Regions from separate parts of the Homo sapiens genome. Here region 2 is linked to region 1. Evidence: chromatin loops called from intact Hi-C (ENCODE). Cell type or tissue: IMR-90. All regions are shown on one strand.

Region 1 (8,000 bases):
ACCTCACATCCTCAAATGCTGCATTTAACTGGCACTTTGACTTTAATCAAGCCTAAAATCTCACAGCTTACACAGCCAAAACAAAAATCATCATCCCTGTATTACAGGCTGAATTGTGTGTTGAAGCCCTCACCTCTAGTGTCTGTGAATGTGAACTTATTTGGAAATAGAGTGTCCACAGATGTATTTAAGATGTAAATTCAGATGTGGTCATACCTGAGTGGGGTAGCCCTTAATCCGATATGACTTTTGTCCTATTGAGACATACAGGGAAAACGTCATGTGACAACAGATCAGAGATTGTAATAATGCAGCAGTAGGCCAAGAAACACTAAAGAGACACAGCCACAACCAGAAACTAGGCAGAAAAAGGCAAGGAAGGATTCTATCCAGAGTTTCAAAGGGAACATGGCCTTGCTTACACCTTGATTTCAGACTTCCAGGCTCCAGAACTGTGAGAGAATAAATTTATGCTGTTTTAAGCCATCCAGTTTGTGGCATTTTGTTATGGCAGCCCACCCTTCCAGGTATGCAACATCTAATTCCTACATCAATCTTCCATTCAATAACTTTTACAATATTTTCCCATCTGTCTGAAAACTCCACTAATTTTCCTCCATTTCTTATATCCTAGAATTATTAAGAGGTATTATTTTACCATTTAATTATCTCGTTTCTAAACCTTTCCCTTCCATTTCTACCATTACAACCCTACTTTAGGCCTCAATAATATCTTTATTTCTTAAATCCTACCTTCCTTACATCACCCTTGTTCTCAAACTTTCAGACACCCTATCACATCACATTTAAAAAGCACTCAGTCTGACTCTATTCTACTTCTTTCCATACATAAACACAAGTGGTTCCCAGAACACATTTTGTTCTTTATCGGCTAGTCTTTCACAGTACCTAGAATAGTCTCTAGTAGACCTAGTGCTCAATTAAATACTAACATCCACACAACATAAACTTACTACTGCCTCCACACCATCTTTCACGTTTCACAAGTCCATGTTATGCCAATTCATGCCTTCAATACTGAATCATTTCATTCATTCTTAGTTGATGTCTTATTCCATTTTTCACCACAGGTTCTATCCTAAGTCCCAACATCACTCCACACTCATTCTAAAAGTTTATCACTTATATCGCTAAAGAACAAGACCTTTTTGTAACTTCCCTCTCTCACACCTGGAAGTGTCTCAACATCTTCACCTATCATTTTCTTTTCCCTATTTAGTAGAAAGAAGTGTCTTCCATTTCTAATACTAGCATCTCTCATCTGTGTTTTTAATGTTTCCACTTATCTCTTTTCCTGGACCTTGCCGTATCAATGAGCTTCTCCTGCTTCTCTCCCAAAGACACAGAAGTCTCATCATATAAATTAAATTTTTTAAAAAAAGTTTTTCAACTTTCTATAGTGGACACTTGTGGACAATATATTTTCTTGGGCTATGGCAACAACAACATCCAGTTTCTATGAGCAGCAAAGCCAGTATCAGAGACAAGGCTATATCATCCAGCGTCCAGGAGACAGCAGGTAATGACCTTAACAAACTGCCCCTCAATATAGTATCTTAGCTATGGTTCTGGATATAGTTCTAGTTGCCTACCTTCTTTCAGTTCTTGTTTTCCATGCCTGAAGCATCCAATATCTTTCAAAAAACTGTCTTTTAACCACGGGGTCAAGTTTCTGATGTTTGTGAATAAAACCTTGACTGATGTCTCGGCTTGGGCTGCTTTAACAAAATACCATAGACTAGCTGGCTTACACTCTTTGTTACAGCTCTGGAGCATGAAAGTCTGAGACAAGGGTGCCAGCATTATCAGGTTCCTGGTGACAGCCCTCTTCCTGGCATGCAGATGCCTGCTTTTCTGCTACATCCTTGCATGATGGAGAGAAACAGCTCTAGTGTCTTCCTCTTCTTATAAGGACACTAATCACATCATGAGGCTCTACCCTCCTGACCTCATCTAAACCTAATTACTTCCCAAAGGCCCTATGCCCCCTAACACCATCACATTGAGGGTTGCGAGCTCAACATATGGATTTGGGGGAGAAGGGGAACACAAACTTTCAGTCCATAACAACTGACATAGTCTTGTTCCCTCACAAATTACTCTTTTTTCTCTTTCCTTTCTTTCCCAAGAGTTGTCCCTACTCTCCTTCACTATCCCATGATTTCTTAATCCTTGAAGACAGGGGTCTCCAACCCCCGTACGAGTCTGTGGCCTGTCAGGAACTGGACCGCACAGCAGAAAGTGAGTGGTGGGCAAGCAAGTGAAGCTTCATCTGTATTCACCAGCCACTCCCCATCTCTCATCCGTATTTACAACTGCTCCCCATCGCTTGTATTACCACCTGAGCTCTGCCTGCTATCAGATCAGCAGCAGTATTAGATTCTCACAGGAGCACGAACCCTACTGAGAACTGCACATGTGGGGGATCTATGTTGTGCACTCCTTACAAGAATCTAATGCCTGATGATCTGTCACTATCTCCCATCACCCCCAGACGGGACTGTCTAGTTGCAGGAAAACAAGCTCTGGGCTCCCACTGATTCTACGTTATGGTGAATTGTATAATTATTTCATTATATATTACAATCTAATAACAATAGAAATAAACTACACAATAAATGCAATGCACTTCAATCATCCCAAAACCATTCACTGCCCCTAACCCCAGGCCATGGGAAAACTGTCTTCCACAAAACCAGTCCCTGGTGCCAAAAAAGTTGGAGACCTCTGCTTTAAGATGTGACATTTTTCTCCTAACCACTTTTACTAAAATTACTAAGAGTCACGAATGCCCTTACCTCTACTAAATGTATTCATTTATTTATCAACTAAGATTTTTCCTTGAACATTTTTCTTCTCTCTCCCTCCGATAGCTTATCCAATCAAAATACCTCAATCTAAAAAAAAATTCTGGCCCCATCCACTATTCCCTTCCCTCTCTCCACTTTTTTCTTCTCACTCTCTCTCTTCTGCCTGTGTTCCCTTTTCTCTCTGAAACAGCTCATTCAATGCAAATACCTCAATCCTGATAATTCCCAGTTTCACAACCTACCTCCTACCCCTCGTACCTCACCCTTCTAACCCCAACTCTCACAAATTTCCAGCTACAGCTCAAAAGTACACCACAAATGCATGTGAAACCTTACTGGATTGATTAATCAATCCTCTCATCATCCTTTCCTAGTTATTCCAAGTTGGTTCATATCTAACTCCTCCTTCCTTACCCACAATGATATCCAAACACCATATCATCTACTTCTCAGATCCAAGCCTCCCTTCAAATCCCTTTGCAAAACTGTCATTTATCTCTGTAATCCTCTTTCCATGGAATATCACAATGGTTGTCACCTTCACTTGTCTGTCATAGCTCCAATATATTTTTTACATTTCTGCCAGAGCTATACAATCTATCAAGTCATGGATGGACTCCACAGTTGCCTGCCTTCAAAAGCTCCTCAGTGGCTACCACAGTCTAATCGCCTCAGCAAAGTATTTAAAAATCCACGACTTCCCTCCATAAAGTTCATGCTTGAGTCACATGAGAACACTAATTCCTTCTAGAGTCCTCATCTCAGTGGTCTTTAAGTTGGAACACCCTCTTTTTCACTGACTTTCCCTCACAAACAGAAATCTAAGCTATTCCTTCAAGATTCAGCTAGAAAATTAGCTCCTCTAAGTCTTCTTCCACCCCTAGTTAAATTGGTCCTCTTTCTATAATCCGACAATACTTTGTTAAATTTCTCACATAAGACAAGTCATTTTTGTTCACTGTATTGTTTGTTGTATTTACATAGCACTTTATTGCAATTTAATTTCATAGCAATTCTGTGAAGAAAGTATTATTTAGCCAATTTAACAGGGGAGGAAACAGGGAGAGAAGTAACTGGGTTAATACACACACACACATACACAGAGAAAGACATCTTTCATTCCAATCTCCTGACAATTAAGTTTTACATTTCTTAAGGGCAAAGACTCCAAGGAGCCTAGAAGAGTCCTTTCTACATAACAGATGCTTTGTAGGGTTGTGGTTTTTCTTGTTGTTTTGTTTTGTCTTTTGTTTTTATGGTGAAACAGAGTCTTGCCCTGTTGTCCAGGATGGAATGCAGAGGCAAAATCTTAGCTCACTACAGCCTCAGCCTTCCGGGCTCAAGCAATCCTCCCACCTTACCCTCCTGAGTAGTTGCTACTACAGGTGGACTCCACCATGCCTGGCTTATTTATTTATTTATTTATTGGCAGAGACGAGGTCTCACTATGTTGCCCAGGCTGGTCTCAAAGAATTGGGCTCAAACAATCCTCCTGCCTTAGCCTCTCAGGGATTACAGACGTGAGCCACTGCACCCAGCCTGCTTTGTGTTTTAAATATGTTTAAAACCACCCTGTTTTATCTGTCTAAACTCTTGAAGACATAGCTCAAAAGTCTCATTTTTAACTCTTCCAGCCCTTACTAATATTTCTGTAAACTATATCATATCACTTGGCATGTTGTTACAAATGTCATTTGATATATAAGCATGCCATTAATCGTATTAATGAGTTCATAAGCTTTAGAGGGCCAACATGCCTCATTCCACCGTGGTATCCTTTATACTCCCTAGCACATGGTTGTTGCTCAATAGTCCCCAATTTATCCCTTGTTCAAATCTCTAAGTCCTTTTTTTTTTTTTTTGCATGACATATATAGATTAACTGTGACTAAACTTTACTTCTGTAACAGTAAATATTACTTAACCCATTCCTGAAATATAAAGCTCATACACAGGTCAGGGAAAAAGTATTCTAAGTATCTGAATGGAGAAAAATCTAGAGTGACTATTTTAGATGACTGTAGAGGGCAGCAAAGCAACAGTAGTATCCTCAAAGAAAAACATGTATTTTTCTTAGGGAACTTCAAATTTGTTTTATATTTCAAGAGATGCTGTCAGGATTAAAGCTTTTGAAGGAAAAGGGGCTTTGGGGCATGCCAAATACAAATTTCACCAGCTACTTATATATTTAAACATTTTTACTATTAACTATAAATATAAAGAAAATATATCAATGCCCAGATCCTTTTACATGAAAAACAAGCTTGATAAACAATGCAGTTTCAAAATAGCCAACATAATTGCTGAGTACTTTAAGAATCCCGAAGTTGAAAATCTTTCCTCATTGAAAACGGCAAACATAATTTCTTAATTTTATTTTCTTAAATACAGAAAAGAATGTCAATAATCTAGATAGTCTTATTTCCTGCTAATTAGTATTACTAATTATAAACTTGATATGCCTTTTTGTTATTCAAAATCAGTCAACTGTAGGGTCTATACCAGTTTAAAAGAAAAAAATTATAAATCCTTTGGCACTGTACTAGTATACAACAATAAACAATGCAACACCTTGAAAAAGAACAGAAATTCCCTTACTGTTATTTCAATATTGAAGTTCACTCTGCTTTTAATATGAACTAGGCAGAAAAACTGCATCAAGATAATCATATAACCTCAGAAGTGTTTATAGGAATGGGGAAGCTACTATATAAGTTGACATTAAATACAACTGTATTATTTGCATGTTTCTCAAAGATTGTGTTGGCAGTAATTTTTTACTTCCTTTAAATTTAACAAGCAGAAATGCAGAGTTTTAGAGTGACTGCAGTAGCCATTAACATAAGCAGGCTTATGATTAAGTGAGAAATGCTGCTATCATGTTTTAGTCCTGTGCCCTTAAAGAGAAGTATAGAACTGTTAGCTATATGCCTTCTTCCACTTGATTCTCTTCCAAAAAATTAAAGGAATGGAGAAGGACTTTTTTATTTTGCATTTAAAATAAAGTAGGTATGGTATCTCTAAGCAGGTTTTAAAAACTAGGCAGTTTATTGTCAGGCTTAGTATTAAATTAAATGTATAGCCATGAATGATTATCTCTAAATCAAATTAGTAGGGAATCTGAGTCTATAATGAAAGGACATTTAAACATTTTTACTATTAACTACAAATATAATGAAAATATATCAATGCCCAGATCCTTTTACATGAAAAACAAGCTTGATAAACAATGCACAGTTTCAAAATAGCCACCATAATTGCTGAGTACTTTAAGAATCTAGCTACAACTAAATTAGAAATTTTATTAATAATCTTCAAAACTAGGGCCTAAGATTTTCAGTAATAGCAATCATGTCTATCATGAATAATTCACAGTTACTATATTAAACTGATTTTACTACAGTTTACCAATACTAGCATTTCATTAATATTTTTTTCTTCTGAATTGAAGCAACAGAAGAGTCAAGCACACTCCTGACATTATATATAATGTTCTCAGACACTTAGTTGGAGTCCTAGCCCTGCACAGTTTCACATTAGCATACTTCCATTACAAAATAGACTATCTTAAATTTACCCACTTCATTCATAAAACTCAGTTCCAGAGTCAGATGTGTCATACATGAAGTACGATACATCTCACAGAAGCAGCTTAAGCTAGACAGGTAAATAATATACAGCTGATTTTGAAATAACAAAGCAGAAGACTACTATTCTCATAGAAAGTCAATTCTGCAAACATCTCAAATTCAAAATGGGTGAGGCAATGGGAAATAGAACTGAAGAGAGGAAAAATAATTTTTTAAAAAGGAAAAATCAGTGGAGAACTATCTCAAGTAATATCTTTAAGTCTACCAACCTTTTCTAATCATCAAGAGTACAAATCTCTTTAAGAATATATTCCTATAGTGTATTCTGCATAACATAGCTTCTGCAACATAATATATATTACACCAAAGAATTTGTTTAGTTTGTTAAATGGGATATTTTACTGAAGAATTTCTTAGACCATTAATAAACTAATTCACATTGTTAACTTTCCATGAGGGGGTATATCATTAGCTTTTCCTATTCCCAAATGTATTAAAACATGGTACTTTTTCTTCCAAAAACCTACCTTCTGAGACTAGTGTTTCACAGAAACACTTTAACAAAGACTGTTTTAAGCCTGAAAGCATGAAAAAAATGAAAACAGAATTGCATGCTCACTGTATGCAAGAAGTGGTGAGGGAAGCCTTCCTGGAGAAAGTCAATCTTAAACCAAGCCCTTCAGAATTTGATTAGGTAGGAAGAGCAATGTCATTCTAGGCCTTATGGGTAAAGACCACAAAAGGGCATAACCCACTTTAGAGACAATTAAAGGTTCAGACTTGAACTATCCAAACTGGTAGCCACCAGGAACATCACACTTGAATACAAAGTGCATTAAATGTGGCTAGTCCAAATTGAAATGATCTATAAGTATAATATATCTACTGGATTTCAAAACATTACTATGAAAGAAAATGTAAAATATCTCAATTTTTAATAACAATTGCATGCTGAAATGATATTTTGGTTACATTGTGTTAAATAAAATAAGATTAATTTCACCTATTTCTTCTTCACTTTTTAAATGTGGCTTCAAGAAAACTTGAAATTACATGGCTTGCATTATAGTTCTATTAAAACGTGCTGGTTTGGACTAACCTTGATTTCGCCATCAAACTCTTGAAATAAATATGAGTGCCTACTACATGCCAAGCACATGGGAATACAAATAATGAACAAAACAGTGAAGCACATTTCTTTCAGAAGATTGATAATATTTGGTCAAATCATAAATGAAAATGCTATAATAAATAGCACTTGTCAAGAGAAAAAAGAATTATCTGATGTTGTCTTTCAAAATACAAATGTCCCAACCCTTGGACTCCACACCTCACCCGTCTTACAAAAATTGTTGATCTAGTAAGTCCATAGTGGGGCCCGGCCACATTGCTTCAAAAAAGATTCCCTAGTAACTATGATTTTAACTCACACATCCTATCTTTGCAGGCTCTAACTATTTGAGAATAGCTATTTACAGCCCCACTCCCTTTTTCTGTTCTTTTATTTCTTGTGATAAAACCTAGGCTGAAAGCCTAAAGGGCCTCTATTGGGTGCAACAGCCAACCTATTTAAGAACAA
Region 2 (8,000 bases), 700 kb after region 1:
AGTGAGATTTTGCAATAGTTTTTCTTTGTGTGGCTTATTTCACTTATCATAACATCCTCCAGGTCTATCCATGTTGTGGCAAATGGTAAGATCACCTTCCTTCATAAGGCTGAATGATATTCCACTGCGTGTGTGTGTGTGTGTGTGCATGCTCAAGTATGTGTATGTGTGTATACATTTTTTAAAATTCATTTTTCTGTTGATGGACACTTAGGTTCTTTTCATATTTTAGCTATTGTGAATAATGTTGCAATGAATATTAGAATGTAGCTATCTTTAAAGGTGGTGATTTCATATCCTTTGAGTATATACCCAGGAGAGAGGGATCGCTGGGTCATACCGTAGTTCTATTTCAGATTTCTTTAGGAAACTTCATTGTGTTTTTTTTTTTATAATGGTTCTTCCAATCTACATTCCCACCAACAGTGCTCTAGAGTTCCCTTTTCTCCATACTTTCACCAACATTGTTATGTCTTGTCCTTGTTCTTTCTTTCTTTTTTCTTTTTTTTTTTTTTTTCGAGACAGGATTCCACTCGCATTGCCCAGGCTGGAGTGCAGTGATGCGATCTCAGCTCACTGTAACCTCCGACTCCTGTGCTCGAGTGATCCTCCCACCTCAGCCTCCAGAGTAGCTGTAGTTCCAGAGTAGTTCCAGCTACTCTGGACTACCAGTTCCAGTAGTCCAGCTGTAGTTCCAGCTACTCTGGAGGCTGAGGTGGGAGGATCACTTGAGCACAGGAGTCGGACGTTACAGTGAGCTGCCCAGCTACTTTTTACATTTTTTGTAGAGATGGGGTTTTCCCATGTTACCTAGGCTGGTCTCAAAGTCCTCAGCTCAAGTGATCCACCTGCCTTGGCTTCCCAAAGTGCTGGGATTACAGGCATGAGCCACTGCTCCCGGCCTTGTTGTTTCTCTAAGAGCAATCTATGGGTGTGAGGTGATATCTCATAGTGGTTTTGATTTTTAATTCCTTTCTGATTAGTGATATTAAGCACTTTTTCATATATCTGATGGGCATTTATATCCTCTTTGGAGAAATGTCTATTCAAGTCATTTCCTCAATTTACAGTTGGGTTATTTGTTTTTCAGCTATTGAGTTGTAAGGGGTCTTTATAAATTTGGGGATATTAACACTTTATCAGGTATGTGGTATGAATTATACTTTCCCATGTGTTGGTTGCCTTTTCATCTTGCTGATTGTTCACTTTGCTGTGCTGAAGCTTTTTAGTTACATGGAGTCTCATTTATTTGTTTTAATTTTGTAGCCTGAGATTTTGATGTGATATCCAAAAGAATTATTGCCAAGGGAGTGTCCAGGAGCTTTTCTCCTATGTTTTCAACTTCAGGAGTTTTACAATTTCAGTTCTTACATATAGCTATATTATCCACTTTGAGTTAATTTTCATGTATGATGTAAGATAAGGGTCTAACTTCATTCCTTTACATGTGGAAATCCAGTTTTTCCAACACCATTTATTGAAGAGTCTCTTTGCTTCCCCATTATATCCTCTTAGTGCCTTTGTTGAAAATTATTTGGCATATAAGTGTCAACTAATTGACACATCCTTTTGGATTTATTTCTGAGATCTCTATTTTGTTCCGTTGGTCTGTGTGATTTGTATGCCTGTAACGTACTGTTTTGATTACTATAGCTTTGTAATAAAAGTTTAAATCAGGAGGTATGATACCTACAGCTTTGTTTTTCTTTCTCAATATTGCCTTGGCTATTCAGGGCTTTCTGTGGTTTCATATAAATTTTTGAAAATTTTTTTCTATTTCTGTGAAGAATTCCATTGGAATTTTGATAAGGATTGTGTTAAATCTGTATATTGCTTTGGGCAGTATAACATTTTAACAGTATGGATTCTTCCCATTGATGAACACAGAATATTTTCAGTTTATCTGTGTCTTTAATTTCTTTCAAAAATATTTCATAGATTTCAGTGTACAAATCTTTCATCTCCTTGGTTAAATGTATTCCTAGGTATTTGTTTTATTCTATCATATATGTGATTATTTTCTTTCCTTTTCTTTGGCTGGATTGTTATCTGTGTATAGAAATGCTTTCTTCAAAGGCTCCATGGGGAGATTCTGTTTTTTGCTTCTAGTTTCTGGTAGCTCCAGGCCTCCTTGACTTTTGGCAGCATTGCTTCAATCTCTGCCTCTATGGTCACAGTGCCTTTTTCTCTGATTTCTGTCAGATCTCCCCTGTGTGTTTCTTATAAGGAACCCTGTCATTGGATTGAAGGCCCACTGGATAATCCAGAACAATCTCTCAAAATTCTTAATTTAATTGTATGTATAAAGACCTTTTTTTCCCCAAATAATGTAACATTTATAGGTTCTAGGAGCTAGGATATAGGCAAAAATTTTTGAGAGGCAGGACAGATTTTGTTTGGTTATTTTAAAATATCATGCTAAAAACATGTATTAGTATTCGAATGTTTGTCAAACTGTTCAAAATAGGTTAGTACGTAATTCTAAGTATATGCTACTGATGTAAGTATTTATATCCTCCCACTCTTACCTTTGAAAATTATCTAATGTTCTTATGCTGCTAAAATATGCATAACATGAAACTTACCCTTTAAGTGTACAGTTTAATGGCATTAAATATATTCACATTGTTGTGCAGCCCTATAGGGTTTTAGTGGGTACTGTGTTCTGTTATTTCCTTCTCTTCCAACTTTGCTACATAAAAATATCTAGAATTAATATTATTATCAAATTAATGTTATTCATATATTGAGATGGTAATACAATTTTTTTTTATATCCTGTTAAATCAATGTCTTTTTGATGTTAAATCTAGGGCATATCTAGAGAGAAAATATCATCATATCCCAATATCTTCATGGGAAAATTTAGGCCACATGCAAATGCACAGAGTCGTGAAGTAGAGCAAAAATTTGGACCAAAAATGTAGCCTAAAAGGAGGAGCAAATTTTAGCAACACATATGAAAATAAAAAAGAAAACAAACTAACCATGATCCTAAGTTATTTGGAAATGCTTGTTTAAACATACTGTTTTTGTATAAAATGAGTGAGTCAGTCCGTGGACGTCACTTCTAAGTTTTGCAATTTTTAAAACCAATCTGTAATCACCAGGACACATTCCATGAATACTTTATTGTCAAGACACATTGACAGACTTAAGAAAAACATCCTTTTGCTTATTTTTATAATTATTTATTCCTTCACATACCTGTTCCTCCCACTATCCCATGATATTTATGTGGAAACTAAGATACTTTCATAATGCTGGTTCTTCTATCATGGTTGACACTTTGAGTCTTCCTCATACTATTAATCTCAAAGTATGTACAATGAGGATACTGAACCATCTTAGCAGGTGAAAGTCAAATTGGTTATTGTTCAACATATAAAGGCAAATCAAATTTTCTTTTAGTTAACTTTTGACTAAAATGCACAACTATAATTTATTTCAAAAGAGAGAACCATTCAAGTATAAACCTGACCCTATTATTACACTCTCAGCAGGAACAGAGAAAATCTCTTTTGAGGGTCTTAGCTGGCCACTGGTTGCCATGCAAACTTGACTCATTCATTACAAATTCACAGAAAATTTCAAATACTAATTGGAGCTTCCACAAATGTTTGAGAAAGAAATAAGTAAACCTACTAGTGAATGCAGACAAGAAGCCAAATTTGTCTTTCTTTGCTTATGAAAGGTTAAATTGATAGACCACCATTTTACTTAAACATAAAATTAATTTTGAGCTGGGCAAGTGGATGCCTGCAGCTAATTTACAGTCAAATCACATCCACTTGGAATAGTAGGGTTAAATGAAAACATGTTAATAGGCTATTTACCTGTTAGGCCTTGGTAAGTGCAGGGATAACAAATGTAATTCATTTTGTTAACATGATGAAGTTACCATAATTAAGCAGTTGGTAAAGAAACAAATCTGTTATGAGTTTACGTTTCCAGCCTTTCAGTGAAATCTGATGTTCCAGTAAATGGATATCACAGGGTTCGGCCACCAGGTATACTAAAGGACTCAGCCAGAAAAGTCACTACTCTAATGCTGATCAGATCTTTTCAACCAGCAGATTTTTGTCCATTCCTGGCAACTCTCTCAGTTTGCTGCTTCATGAAGTTCTTAGGGATATTTTCCAGTTTACATCAGAGCTAGGGGTGAGTTGGAGTGTTTTTGTCCTATTTCAAACCAAAATATACATTTTAACTCTTTTTTGTCTTTTCAAAAATGCAGCAAGTCATTAATGGGAGCCTATGTTAAAGGAATTAAGTAAGATGCCCAAGAAAGGAGTGAGCAGCCCTGAACCAATTTAACTGGATTCTAGATTTCCAAATTGATGAATCACATTCTGAAATCTGCTTCAGTTAAAGAGATTGAACCAGCCAAAACTTATTTCTTCTTCTATTGTGATATAGTCCAACCAAAAAAGATTCAGAGAAAAATAGAGTGTGGTTGTTCCTCAGTCATTACTGTTGTGCTGAATTCAAAGTACAGCAAAGATAAAGGATTGCTTTATAAAAGTGAGGCTGATAGGGCACTAGAATTCTGTTTTGCTTTAATGTGCTTTTGATATATTCACTTCTTTTCTTTAAAAGAATAACTTTTTAAAAAGGATTTTATTTCTTTTAAAAGAATGCCATGTTCCTAAGAACAAAGAATGTGTCCATCTAGAGAGATAATCAATGTTGACTTAATATTGATATGAGTATATACAGTATATATTAATTATAAGATTATATAAAGTAAAACCACATTTCTGTTATATACAGCTTTTTTTCCACTCAATAATACATTGTAAAATTTTTTCCACATCATTCATGTTATTTGGACTGTCCATAGAAATAGCTGATTCAATATCCTGAGTAACATAATTACTCCAGTTAGTAAACTACATCTTAATATTGCTTTGCAAAAACCTGTGCAACCCATCACTTATTAGTGGTTTGTAGAATTATTTTTCTCACATTATTAATGCTGCAATGATTGTAACTGTAGCAAAATCTTTGTGCATATCCGTAATTACTTTCTTGAACTATTTCTGGGAGTACAATTGTTGAGCTGATGTGTTTGTATTAAAGCTTTGATACACAATGCATATTGTCTTCTGCAGGTAACTAATTCCTGTGTCCACAATATAGTTTGAAAAATGAGGTTGAGATGGTTAATTGTCCATTAGAATTCTCCGTACTTTTTTTGTTTGTTTTGGTTTGGTTTGGGGGTTTTTGTTTTGTTTTATTTGTTTGGGTCTTCAGGTCCAAAGGCCTAGTGATCCCTTGTACCTGAAATGGCTTTATTGTCCTTATATGTCACTGCCACAATTTCCCTCATTACTATTATATGCATTTTATGATTTGACTTTGCAATTACTCCCATAAAAAGGAGGAGTCAATTTCTCCTCCTTTTAATATGTGCTGGCCCTGTAACTTGCTTTACCAACAGAATAATAGAGTAATATGATATGCTTCCTAAGTCCAGGACTCAAGAGGCTGTCTAGCTTCTCTCTTGTCCTCTTAGAAATCAGATGCTATATTAAAAAAGTCCATAGTAGCCTGCTGGAGATAGAATGTGGATGGTATTGACATACCCTGGCTGACAGTGTCAGCCAGTTGCCAGCAATGAAAGTCATCCAGGACCAACCAGATGACCTGCCAAATGACCCACAACAGCATGAATGAGTCCAGCTGACACCGTATAAGGAGCAGAGATGAGCCATGCCCTCTGAGCACTTCCTGTGTTGCCAATCACTGGTATCCTGAGCAAGTGAATGATTGTTGTTTTATATCACTAAGTTTTAGGGTAGTAAAACACTCAGAAATAAATAAAAATAGTAATTAATGCAGTTGATACATTTTAAAATTCATTTACAGCTCCATCTTTTTCTTATGCCTCTTTCCAAACAAATCAGTTGAGATAAGAGTATTAATTTATTTTAATGGAGGTGTTTCACTGTTGCTGAGAAAAAAGAATCCTGGCTTGCTGAATACTGTCACCACCAATTAAATATACTGCTACTGCAGAGTAGCCCACTTCCTTGTATCATAAATTGGCAAAGTTTGACTTAAGTTTATGATAGATAGGACTTTGCATGAGTGGCACTCTATGAAAGGCAGATTTATTAGTCAAAATGTACCTCTTAATAAATGAGAGTATATATACACCAGTGATAAAACATTTATCTTGTGGATAGATGAAGTATGATGTTTGATGCACATACTTTTAAAAGTTTAGTTGAGTTTATCTAAAGATAATTGAAGCTTGCTTTTATCTGCTGACTGAGTACACTTTTTATTTCACATGACCTAGTGTTCCTTGGACTTAAATGGTTTTAGTGTGGCTTTGGATGCATTGATATTTTCACAGGATGATTTATGATACTTACCAAGATATTCATTTGTAAAATCAAAATTTAAATTAGAGTCAATTTGGCAGCTTTCCAACTCGAAACCTACTACATAGGTTATTAAGAATAGAAAATCATTAAACAAAAATAGCATCTGGTGGTCCGTACTGTATCTGTAAGATTAGTAGAAAAAATTTTCCCTAAAACAAATAAACAGATTTGCAAAACAATCTATCAGGCAACTCTGTTTATAGAAATAAAAATGACTTAAATCAATGCTCTTCAGTATTATAGCTCCTTAAAACAACATAGTAATATTTACCTGCATACATTTTCTTGATCATCTCTATGGAGCTGTGGAAGGTAATAAGCCAAGGGACTATGTACGAATTAAATGGAATAAGGCTCAGAAACTATTAATTTAAATAAACCTTGTATTTCATTTGCATTTGTAAGTTTTCTACTGTTTGGAAAAAAATGTAAAAAAAACCTCATAACTTTCCAAGCCAATTGTGTTTGAGGACAGTTTTTCGAAGGAAATATCTGTAGTCCAGTTTTCTCATTTATTCCCAAATTAAGAAGGCTAGATTCTGTGTAAACCATGCTTTAAACTGGTCATCAAAAATAACTAATAATCTAAGTGACAGAGCAGAACAACTCTATTTCATATTAAATTTCTATTCTTTTATGACATATTCATGATTCTCCCCTTTTTTTACATAAATTCAAATGTATATATTAGTTATAAAAGTAACACAAATAATTATAGTACATACAACCTTACCCAGATTCCCTATATTGTTAATATTTTCCCCCATTTTTGTTTTTTTATTTAATATGGAGATATAGCATATATATGTATTTATATACTGTATGTATGTATTATATATGCATATAAAGTCATACATTGCTTAATGACAGATACTTTCTGAGAAATTTGTACTTTGGCGGTTTTGTTGTGCAAACATTATAGAGTGTACTTACAAAAACCAAGTTGGTATAACCTACTACACACCTAGTCTATATGGTGTAGCCTATTGCTCCTATGCTACAGATCTGTATAGAATGTTACTGTACATTCTGCAGTAAGCAATTATACCACGATGATAAAGTATTTGTGTACCTAAACATATCTAAACATAGAAAACATACACTAAAAATATAGATTTATAAGCTTATGGGACCACCATCATATATGCAGTCCATAGTTGTCTAAAATATCATTCTGCAGTGCACCACTGTATAGATATAATACTTTATTGAACTAGTTTAAAGTAAGCTTCAGGTACAGTATGATACCTTTTCCCATAAATACTTTAATGTTTATTTCCTAAAGCAGGGCAATCTTTTGTATAATTACAATAATTCTTTAAATTAGGAAATTAATCTCTGTGATATATATTCTTACTTTTTTTCTAGTAGTATACCTCCTCTTTTAGAAATACTTGTCTGCTGCCCATTTTAAATTAGCTCCCCCTGCTATGTGTTCACAATGCACCTTTTTTTAGCCCTGCAGGACACTCATCATTTTCTAATCTAACCATCATCTTGATATCTATCTCTTTAATGCACTACAAGCTTAGGAGTGACTAGTATAATATTTACTTTATTTCCTCCCTAAGGTAGCACAATTCTTGGCACTTAAACTTTTCATAAA

The links. A loop is a pair of places that touch in the nucleus more often than their neighbours do. Peaks named below come from ENCODE experiments on the same cell type or tissue, not always from the same donor. Only the 100,000 strongest peaks of a DNase experiment are listed, where the experiment ranks them.
Region 2: a loop joins it to region 1, with 3 times the contacts of the local background. A loop is called at or near these places in 2 of 110 quality-filtered maps.

What each region holds. Positions count from the first base shown.
Region 1 is chr3:111,077,372-111,085,371 of GRCh38, reverse strand. The region is part of intron 1 of NECTIN3 (nectin cell adhesion molecule 3); the gene reads right to left. Among named protein-coding and RNA genes, the nearest start is that of NECTIN3, 9.6 kb to the right of the region's middle. In IMR-90, a CTCF peak has its summit at 4,854 (motif pointing right); a DNase peak (open chromatin) is centred at 4,811; H3K4me3 peaks cover 206 bases; H3K27ac peaks cover 909 bases.
Region 2 is chr3:110,379,879-110,387,878 of GRCh38, reverse strand. No RefSeq gene overlaps it. Among named protein-coding and RNA genes, the nearest start is that of NECTIN3-AS1, 690 kb to the left of the region's middle. In IMR-90, no CTCF peak of the experiment used is centred here; a DNase peak (open chromatin) is centred at 3,058; H3K27ac peaks cover 2,411 bases.